Regions from separate parts of the Homo sapiens genome. Here all the other regions are linked to region 2. The links are chromatin contacts, found by Hi-C or POLR2A ChIA-PET in ENCODE. All regions are on one chromosome and are shown on one strand. The core of a region is the stretch at or near the end of the contact, and the rest is flanking DNA. Distances in the headings are between cores, read along the strand shown. Region 1 overlaps TARID (TCF21 antisense RNA inducing promoter demethylation). Region 2 has its middle 43 kb from the start of LINC00326. Region 3 overlaps EYA4 (EYA transcriptional coactivator and phosphatase 4).

The links. Hi-C counts contacts between places; a loop is a spot of excess contacts on that map. ChIA-PET counts read pairs that join two places held with the same protein, here RNA polymerase II (POLR2A). Pooled maps may share reads with other maps.
Region 1: a map of gastrocnemius medialis shows a loop between it and region 2 (3-fold over the local background). The contact joins two enhancer-like sites. A Hi-C loop is called at or near these places in 2 of 168 maps with a recorded cell type or tissue (gastrocnemius medialis and heart right ventricle) and 3 of 50 pooled maps. POLR2A ChIA-PET finds 5 or more read pairs at or near these places in 1 of 52 experiments (PC-9).
Region 3: a map of gastrocnemius medialis shows a loop between it and region 2 (2.5-fold over the local background). The contact joins two enhancer-like sites. A Hi-C loop is called at or near these places in 1 of 168 maps with a recorded cell type or tissue (gastrocnemius medialis) and 4 of 50 pooled maps.

The regions. Positions count from the first base shown.
Region 1 is chr6:133,550,223-133,553,473 of GRCh38, reverse strand. The region is part of intron 5 of TARID (TCF21 antisense RNA inducing promoter demethylation); the gene reads left to right. Among named protein-coding and RNA genes, the nearest start is that of EYA4-AS2, 95 kb to the right of the region's middle. Within about 2 kb of position 1,318, at least 8 of the 41 ENCODE cell types and tissues checked have a DNase peak (open chromatin) inside an H3K27ac peak, as active enhancers do; they include gastrocnemius medialis, where a contact is called at or near this core.
Region 2 is chr6:133,129,190-133,132,395 of GRCh38, reverse strand. No RefSeq gene overlaps it. Among named protein-coding and RNA genes, the nearest start is that of LINC00326, 43 kb to the right of the region's middle. Within about 2 kb of position 1,340, at least 9 of the 41 ENCODE cell types and tissues checked have a DNase peak (open chromatin) inside an H3K27ac peak, as active enhancers do; they include gastrocnemius medialis, where a contact is called at or near this core.
Region 3 is chr6:133,500,933-133,504,152 of GRCh38, reverse strand. All of the region lies in intron 13 of EYA4 (EYA transcriptional coactivator and phosphatase 4), which reads right to left. It overlaps TARID (TCF21 antisense RNA inducing promoter demethylation), which reads left to right. Exons shown (of 9, transcript NR_109982.1): 9 at 1,473-1,901. Among named protein-coding and RNA genes, the nearest start is that of EYA4-AS2, 46 kb to the right of the region's middle. Within about 2 kb of position 1,597, at least 9 of the 41 ENCODE cell types and tissues checked have a DNase peak (open chromatin) inside an H3K27ac peak, as active enhancers do; they include gastrocnemius medialis, where a contact is called at or near this core.

The DNA of each region.
Region 1 (3,251 bases), core at 69-2,568, 420 kb before region 2:
GTGCAAACACTGAACTTAAGGATAGTTTATATTTTGAAAAGGGTTCCTTGCAGTGTAGGCCAAAATATTGACCATAGTCCATGGGAGGATGGACTTGGAAAAGAACTATCGTTGTCTTAAGAGATTACGTGACACATGCATGATTTTACAGCAAGAAAGTGAGGAGTCAGGCTTTCCATCCAAGCAACTGATTCTTTTCCCCACTAGTGGAACCAACACCAGTTGCTTTCTGATCCTCAGTGGCCACAGGGATTCAGCCTGACCTGCCCAGAGCCTTCTTTTTTTTTTTTTTTTTTTTTTCTTTTTGAGACAGAGTCTCACTCTGTCACCCAGGCTGGAGTGCAGTGGCTGGATCTCTGCTCACCACAAGCTCCGCCTCCCGGGTTCATGCCATTCTCCTGCCTCAGCCTCCCAAGTAGCTGGGACCACAGGGGCCCGCCACCACGCCCAACTAATTTTTTTTTTGTATTTTTAGTAGAGACCGGGTTTCACCGTGTTAGCCAGGATGGTCTCAATCTCCTGACCTCATGATCCACCTGCCTCGGCCTCTCAAAGTGCTGGAATTACGGGCGTGAGCCACCGCGCCCGGCCCCAGAGCCTTCTTGAAGGCTGCCCTCTGAGTGACCCTTCCTAGATCCCAGAGACTGGCCCACTGCACTGGGCTTGCTCAAAGCAGGACCAGAAAGACCATACTGAGCTCCAGACATTGCCTCGTCCCTTTCACCATATTCTCTAAACACAAAGAGTTTTGAATTTTAACATTATTGTACCCTTAAGAGCTTTTCTTGATAAATGGCTCTTTGGATGACATGTACAATAGCATCCAATGCCTTCTCCAAGACGAATGACTACTGTAATAACAGCAATACACTTAGGGCTATTCCGCCTACAACTGAAGCTTTTGTTTTCTGATGTTCTTTTATCCCTAACATCAATTTGTTCCTGTCAGTAAACATAAGCTATCGAGGCAGAATTTCATGTACAGAAGGCAATGTTTGGTCTTCCCTACTGGCATGTTAAATACATTTTCCTGATGCAATGTTACATTTAATGTTGTGCTGCTGGGGAGAAAAATTCATCAGTGTCTCTTCAGCTCATGATCCTATCTTGTCTTGAGATCACGTTTCATTATTCCTCAAGCCAAGAATACACGGGGTCTGGTCTATGGCCAAATAATGTGATTCTGGGACATAGATTGGGATTACTGAAGATAAAGTGGCCTGGCCATGAGGCATACTGTAAGAACACATGTTCTTATTAGATTGCATCCCATCTCTGCGGTGGCTGCCCTCCTGCCAAGACTGAATGCTACTAAGCACATACCTCCCCTCAGCTCTCAAGTGAGTCACAAGTTTGCTTTCATTCCAAAAGCAAAACATAACAGTGAGAGAGGCCCAGGGCCACTTAAGAGCTACAAGCTGTTGGTTCGTATGGGGGCAGAGCCTGCCTTCCAGCTGAGGCAGCACCCCAATAATGCCAAGTGGCGCCTTCAGCATTCTCACAGGTGCAAGCTATTTCTTCCTGAATGAATCACCGAGTCTCCTCTAAGTTCTTTGTGCTACTCACTGTTGCTTACATCATAAACACACGGAGGCTGCAAAGCTTCACACTTTGTTCCAAACATTTAAAAGGAGCTTTTAGCCTGTCTCCCTCCTTATATGGCGATAACTGATCTCTGAACCATTCTCAGCTCAGGGCCTTACCTTGGAAAGGACCATGGAAGTCAAAGGCAATATCAATAGCTGAAGACCTCCAGTGGTTTTTTTTAACGGACCAGATATAATAAGGCAGGTATATGGCCAACCACTTTTCAGATGGAATTACAGAGATGAGACCACAAGGAGGAACTCATGAGCCTTAGGAGTACTTTAACATCCAATAGTGAAGTCCACTTGGTCTTAAGTGAAAGATCTAGGAGGCAGAAATGGCTCTGTAATTTTATTCTTCCATTTGTCATCTTCCTTATCCAAAGTGCCTTAAGGTTATGGGCGGGTCTCATAGTTTCTTAAGGGCCCTAAAGTTAGGGGAGGGTCTCATAGTTTCTTAAAGTGTAGAGTGCAGAGTACCTGTGTCAAAATCACTGGAAGTGCTTCTTAAAGGTTTATTCCTAACCCCCACCACATACCACTCACTTCTCAGTGAACAGAATCACTCAGTTTGGGGCCCCAGGCATCAGCATTTTAATGAGATTCTTGGGTAATCTTTTTGGACACTGCCTTTTGAGGACCATTTATTTAGGCTCTTAAGAGACTTTCACACTACTGATAACAATGTCATTCCCTGAATAGTTGTCATGGAGTATGATGAGCTCCAACCATGCCTTCAATTAAACCCTTGGGCAGAACTGGCACTCAGAGGTGGTTGTTCTTACTATGTATATATCACCCACTGAGACACAAACCTCTCAAGGTCAATAATTAGGTCTTTTACTTCCTTTATTTTTTTCAGCAATGGTAATGACAGTGCCATTGTAAGTAAACAAGACATATAATCTTGTAAAATTAGATGTAAAACAAGGCATATAGTCAGTAAAATAAGGCAGAGAAAATTATTTGAACTTATTGTATTGCATTTGAAGGACATTCTACTGGTATTCTGTTGGAATAGGTCTTGCCTGATTGCCTAATTTCACTGAAGCCCACAAGGACGTGGCAAGGTTGACAAGCGGGCTTAACTGGCTATTGGCAAAGTTCTGTTAAGAGGACAGTCCTTACTAGCTGAGTTGAAACCTGGAGTGACCCAACAGAGGTCCAAAGGCTAGAATACAGCCTGACATACTAGGTGTTCAATAAATGCTTGATGCATAAAAAATGAGAACTGTGATTCTATTGCTTTGCAATATTTGCTGATTCACAGTTTCCTCATATTCTTGTGCAGTTATTTTATTCTTATTATCCTATATATTTGCCTTAATGCTCAGAGAGTTATAAATAACAATGAAACTTAATTTGAAAAAAAATTCATTGGTATTAATTAAGGGAAAGGGTCACAATGAATTCTATCAGACATTACTGAGGCTCCCAGCTAAAGAGCCTAACTTAATACCGCTTAGACAACTTAAAACCTTAGATCTAAGCAGAAAACCTAGGGAGAATAAGTTTTAGAGAAAATCAAAATGCTCAAACCTCTAGGAAACTATCCCCAGAACCTTTACTACTTCTCTTTCTATACACAGGCACTATCTCAAATATGGTAGTTGGACAAGAATATTGCACATGTATTACCACATGCAGTTCTAATGCCTCCCTCTA
Region 2 (3,206 bases), core at 91-2,590:
CTCTCTTTTTTAAAGACCTGAATAATAGAAGAGAGATCTGGCGATAACACATTTAAAAAAAAAAAAAAAAAGCCTTTTGGTCCTGGCCAATCTGCTTAGCTAATGGCTGTAAACCGACACCCCTAATGAAATAAAAATGTCTCAGTTCAAGTGCATAGCTGCACAATTGTTAACAACACTGAACTCTGGCTACAATCCTGGTGATGGGTACTAAGTAACACACTGACAATTTCCCATGGCTTCCTCCCTGGCCCCTGCCTGTTGAAAAGCAAATAAAAGAATCCTGCCCAAAATTCAGGGACAGTAGCATCAGGGGTTTTGGTCAGTGAAACAGCAGGCTTTATCATTTTTATCTCTTTTCTCTGCTTGTGCAAGCGGACTGATTATTTTTCATTTCAAATCCCAAGGCCCATGGCTGATCATTGGCAAGGAGTGTTCTGTCTTGCCCGGTGCTTTTTTTAAAAGGCGCAGATGAGTTAGAGACACAGAGAAGTGTACATCCTTCAGCCTTTCCCGGCCCCTCCTTCTGCCCTTGGCCTCCTAGTGTTGCCCAGCTCCTCTGAGCCCTGTCCAAATGTGCTAAGACTGGAGGGCTGTGGTTAAAATGGGTTCCCCTGGCTCTCCTGCACAGCTTGCAGTTGTCTGATTTCAATCAGTGGCAGTTCCCTCCACATGTCCAACCATCAATCTTCCAGCGCCCCTGGATGAGTGAGGCACAACACGGGGCATGTTCCAGTTAAAAAATAGCCTTTGCCACAGCTTTCCCTCCTCAGCCACCGATAAGTATGCCTTTGATATTTTTATTAAAAAAGAAAGAAAACCCATTGGGGAATATGTTTCATTTCTTAGAGCCCAGACCAAAGCCCCCGAAGTTGAAGAGGATTGAGGTCTGTTGAGAGCGAAAACAGAGAAGAGGGCTGAGTTCTACCTTTGAAATTCCAGAGTTTTGCCAGGTAGAAAAGGCCCACTCTCCAAAAAACAGAATCTTTGCAGTCTCTTAAAGGATTTCCCATGATATTGATGGGCCTCAGCATTTTTCCACAAGCAGCAAACCAACATCACAATCTGCTGCCTCTAACCAGGAATGTGCAACATGATTTTGAAGGACATAAAATTTGGAAATAAATTGTGGTCCCCACGGTTTTAGCTTTTCTTCTTCATATGCACTGATGGATTTTATAGCACCTCAGATAGACTCACTCTGTCTCCTGTGTCATTGCACACCCAGTGGCAGGAAGGCAGAGAGGGTGGTGGTTGGGAGCATGTGGGAGGTGGGGACGTGTCTCTCCAAAGCAGGGCTCTCCTGGCTGGGCTCCTGGAGATGCCTGCCCACTTAGTCACTCCAGGAGACTGCACAGTAAACATTCTGTAGCCAGGTTCTGGTGCCTGTTTTAAAACAGGCTGTTCCAATTCACTTATGCTCAAGGGGCCCACCTACCTTCCTGGCAGAGTTACCAGAGAACTCTCTGGAGGTGCAGGGATGTAGACACTACAATCTCTGCACCTTTTGTTAATCTTTAAAGCTAAGGAGAGTCTGGCCTGGGTGAAGTTTATTCCAATCAGATTTTTAAATGAGGTCACTTGTCCATTGCTGGGAGGGACTTTTAAGTTATCAAGTCTTGTACCTGGCAACCTAAAAAAGGAACTTAAAGTTAAAAAGGGCCTATCTGCATCCCACCCCATCATGCCTGATATTCTTTGGGAGCTGCAAAGTCATCTGCTGTCCTTCTGGTGTATAAGGCCTTTTACTAGTGGCTCCAGTGCCAAAAACCTATAAAGGAACGTTGGGGAGCTAAGGAGGGAGTGTTTCTAAGTGGTATGGTGTGGTAATTTGGGATGAACAAATCTGTGGGTCAGGGAGGCAATTCTATTTTGGAAAACCTTAGAATTAGAAATAACAGAAAAGAACCTGGAATTTGAAGAAGCTGCCAGAACTTGTTCTAGGCATCTGGTACTGTGTATGCTTGGGATAAGGTTTCAGGAACATGGCTACCCTTCTGCCATGTATGGGTCCACAGACAATATTTGCAGAAGGTGGCATCCCCAAGATCTGAAGAAATGACTCATGTTAGAATGGGGGAAAGCGAGTCCTATCAGTTCCAAAAGGGGCATGAAGGAAGCAACATTTTCAGCAAGTACAGTTTTCATGGACAGACTGAATCCTGTGGCTTCCCCTAGTTGCTAGCTTGCCAGATTTTACAAAATTTTACTAGCTCTTAAATTTTAAGCTGTTGAATTGTATTATATTTTATTATTTATTTTATTTTATTTCATTCTGAGACAGGGTCTCACTCTGTCACCCAGGCTGGAGTGCCTTGATGCAATCATAGCTCACTGCAGCCTTGACCTCGTAGGCTCTAGTGATGCTCCCACTTCAGCCTCCAGAGTAGCTGGGACTACAGGCATGCACCACCATGCCTGGTTAATTTGTGTATTTTTATTTTCACAGAGATGGGGTCTCCCTATATTGCCCAGGCTGGTCTCGAACTTCTGAGCTCAGGCAATCTGCCCACTTCAGCCTCCCAAAGTGCTGAGATTACAGGCATGAGCCACTGCACCCAGCCTAAATTGCTGAAAGAATGAATGAACACAATTGTTGTTTGTGTTGATATTGATGATTGTGATGCCTGTGGTTTATGACATAACAACTAGACTAGAATAAAAAATGATTCATTCACTCAACAGATATTTTTGGAGAGGCTACCATGTGTTAAACACAGGTCTTAGAGGCAGAGATACAATAGAGAAGATATAGCACTGGCACTTCATGTAGTTTACATGCTAGAGGAGGAGACATACAAGTAACTAAATGGAAAAGGAAAACATACTTTGTTAGATACCGACTGATAAATACTACTACAGGTGGTTAGGGATGGCCCTTCTGAAAAGAGTTATTTGAATAGAGAACTGAATGATGAGAAGGAATAAGCCATAGAAGCACCTTGGAGAAGAATGTTCCATGCAGAGAAACCAGCCTGCATGAACACCCATGATAGGATGACCAGCTATTCAGTTTACCTGGGACTGAGAAGGTTGCCAGGACACAGGATTTTAAATGCTAAAAGCAGGAAAGTTCTGGGCAAACTAGGAGGAGTTGGTGCGTGGCTGCACATGCCAAATGAAAGGCCGTGAGAGAGGATGGGTAGGAGAGGTAGGTAGGGTGAGGTCCTGTGGGTCCCTGGAGACCATGGCCTGGAGTTATTTTA
Region 3 (3,220 bases), core at 348-2,847, 370 kb before region 2:
TGAGGTCAGGAGTTCGAGACCAGCCTGGCCAACATGGTAAAACCCTGTTTCTACTAAAAATACAAAAATTAGCTGGACACAGTGGTGTGTGCTTGTAATCCCAGCTACTCAGGATGCTGAGGCACGAGAATCCCTTGAACCTTGGAGGTGGAGGTTGCAGTGAGCCAAGATCATGCCACTGTACTCCAGCTTGGGTGACAGAGTGAAACAGTATCTCAAAAGAAAAAAAATATTAATAAGTGCCAGTTTGTGTCTCAAGGGGTTTCAGAGCTCAGAAGGGCCCCTTGCTCTGTTTCCTTCAAGTATAAAATTCTTTTTTCTTCATTTTGTTGATCATGTTTTTGTTGAAATAAAATCTCTAAAGGTTGTGTAAATTAAAAAAAAAACATTTTGTCTTTTTTGGTTGAAAAATTCCTATAATTAGTCTCTGTCTTTTTGACAGGGTTGGGGGAACTAGGCATTAACTAGGCTGAGGATATTCTATGAAACTATTCTGCCTAGTCATGGAACCATGAACAAAGTCTACAGAAATATCAGGAAAAATCAAATGTAATTATAGCATGAAAACATATAATTCCATTAGTGACGCTCTGTGCTTCTGAGGAATGTTCACTGATGCAAGACAATAAAACTGAGCTCCACACTAGTCTGTTATGTTTCTGATGATTACTGCCCTAAAGATATATATTTCAGATAGGAGTTCAGAAATATCTGATTTAAAAGGTTTTCCTTCTGGAGACCAGGTTGGTTAGGCTCTTATCCTATGATTTGCCAATTTTTCTTTTTAAGTTTTAAATACCATTATTGAATTTCTTATGTTCATTCTTCACATTCTTTGCATTTACAGATCAGATTTATGGGGATGGGAGAAAACATACTGTTCCTTTTGATTGTTACTTTGATCAATTCCATGCTTCTGAAGTACGTAACTCTGTGCTACCCAAACAGTGATAGGAAAATCCATGAAGAATGCATTTTGTACATCTGATAAGCATGCAAACAAGCATAATTTTTTTTAAAAAAAGCAAAATGCAAGAATCTGCTAGCAAGCAAGCATGGCATGTGGTGTGATAAAAACTGTAGTTGAGCACTCCACTGGAATGCAACCCCACGGCACTGGGAGGGCTGGTCATTTGTTTTTCAAGCTGTGGAGATTCCACATCACACACTCTGTGAGAGCCAGGACTTAGTAAGCATTTTGGCAAAATATCATTTGTAACTGGGAAAGTTTAGGTTTGTGGTTTGCTGGAGTGTGAACTAGCTGTATTTTACTAAGCTTTCCAGAGAGCAAGGCCTATTGAAAGAGAGAGGTTTCATCAGCCATGCCAAAGTCTTGGCACAGATGGGCCAGGGCTAGTCATGCCATCAGCCAAGGAAAACCATGCCTGTAAGAGGTGGTGATCTTGTTTCTAAGAGAATGTCTGGGGCAGGCTTACTTTCAAATATCTAATTTTAATTTTGTTTTTTTCCAGCTTACTAAGTCACTGGGACAGCTAATTCTAAGTGAGCAGATTACAGCACTGCATTTTTCCAGCTAAAGGACTCACAGATCCAAGAATCCCAGAAAGATGACTGGACATTTGGTGGGTGTAGCCTTAGCAATGCTGGGCACCCTCCATCTTGCCAAACTGCTGTGAGGGAGCTGCCAGCACCTGCAATTCCACTGTTTTATCAGGCATGTGAGAATGAAACATACTTCTGGATTGAACCCAAGTTTTATACAGAGATGTTTGCTCATTTTCATTAGATGTTTGTAGAATTATGGGCACCTTATGAATCAAGAGTTGCTTTTTTTTAATTTGCATTTAAGTGTAGTGAATGTTGAGTTTAGGGTCTAAAATGAGGTGATAGCAAAATCTTGGATAGAGGAAAAAAGTGGGATAATAAAGGCACTAACAGGGTTTTGTGGAAGTTCTGATATATATTATACATATTATAACAGTTCCAAAAGGTTCAAAGTGTCTACAACAGAGTTTAATAGGAAGCAAATTGAACTACTGCCAATTTATTCTGTGTACTGCTCTATCAAAATACTGAAACTATTCCCCAGACATTTTACTGAATAGAGAGAGAGAGAGAGTGAGAGAGAGAGAGAGAGAGAGAGAGAGAAGAGGAAGATGAAGAAAATAAATAGCTCTTGGCCTTTAAATGTGTGGTTCTAAGCCAGATGTTGCCAGTGTATAACCAGGGCAGGATCCAGTACAGCAGTTCTCTAAATCAAAATACTAACGCCTATTAGCCATGTGAACACAGAGCATAAATTGGAGCCAGACTGTCTGTCTACGGGCCTCTGCCCTGCATTGGGCCATCAGCTGGAATTCCTCCTCTAGGGACACACTGTAAAAATATCTCTGGAGAGGCAGCAATTATGTATTTTTAAAGAAACTAAGGACGTTTTTTTTTGTTTTTTAAAGACATCAACCTCTTGAAACAGTTATTCTTTTGGGACCCGTAGCATATGTGTAGACATGTGCACACAAAGATAGAAGATATGCAAGTTCATCATGGAAGAAAGAAGGCAGACCAGCTCCATGAACCAAGGTGGAAAAAGTTACTGGATTTTTTAGAATACATATACTCTTTAAATCATAAGAGATAAAATGAAATTCAGTCACAAATCAGAACAGAAATTTTACAATTGTGATACTTGTCTATGATGGATAGGTAGTGGGCTTACAGGTTCTTAGGAGGAACTGGAAAATGGTTTCAGGAACATTCATTTATTCATCATATATTTATTGAGTGACTAATTATGTATTAGACACGTTCAAATTCCAAGCAGAGAGCAGATAACCAAAAAAGCAAAGCCCGTACCTTTATGTGGTTTATATTATTACTGGATGAGATATCTGATAAACAGACAAGAAAACAAGGGAGTATAAGCATTTCAGGTGGTGATGAGCTATGAAAGAAAAACCAGGACAAGCAGATACAGAAGTGATGAGGATGAGTGGAAAGGGCTAATTTAAAGCAAATTCAGAGAAGCCCCCTTTCAGGAGGTAATGGCAGAGAGAGAAACAGAGGCCTGACAAAGGTGAGGGAGCTAGGTATGAACAGGTGCAATAGTAGCGAACATACACAGAGCCCAGAGGTGAGGAGTCTGTGTGTGAGAAGAGGGACCCTGACCAGGGAAGGGAAAGGAAACAAGGATTTTAAGAATGCAAGAGTGCTCCACTGAATGTATGTGAGAGGCCCCAGCAAGATAAGCCAAGAAGGAACA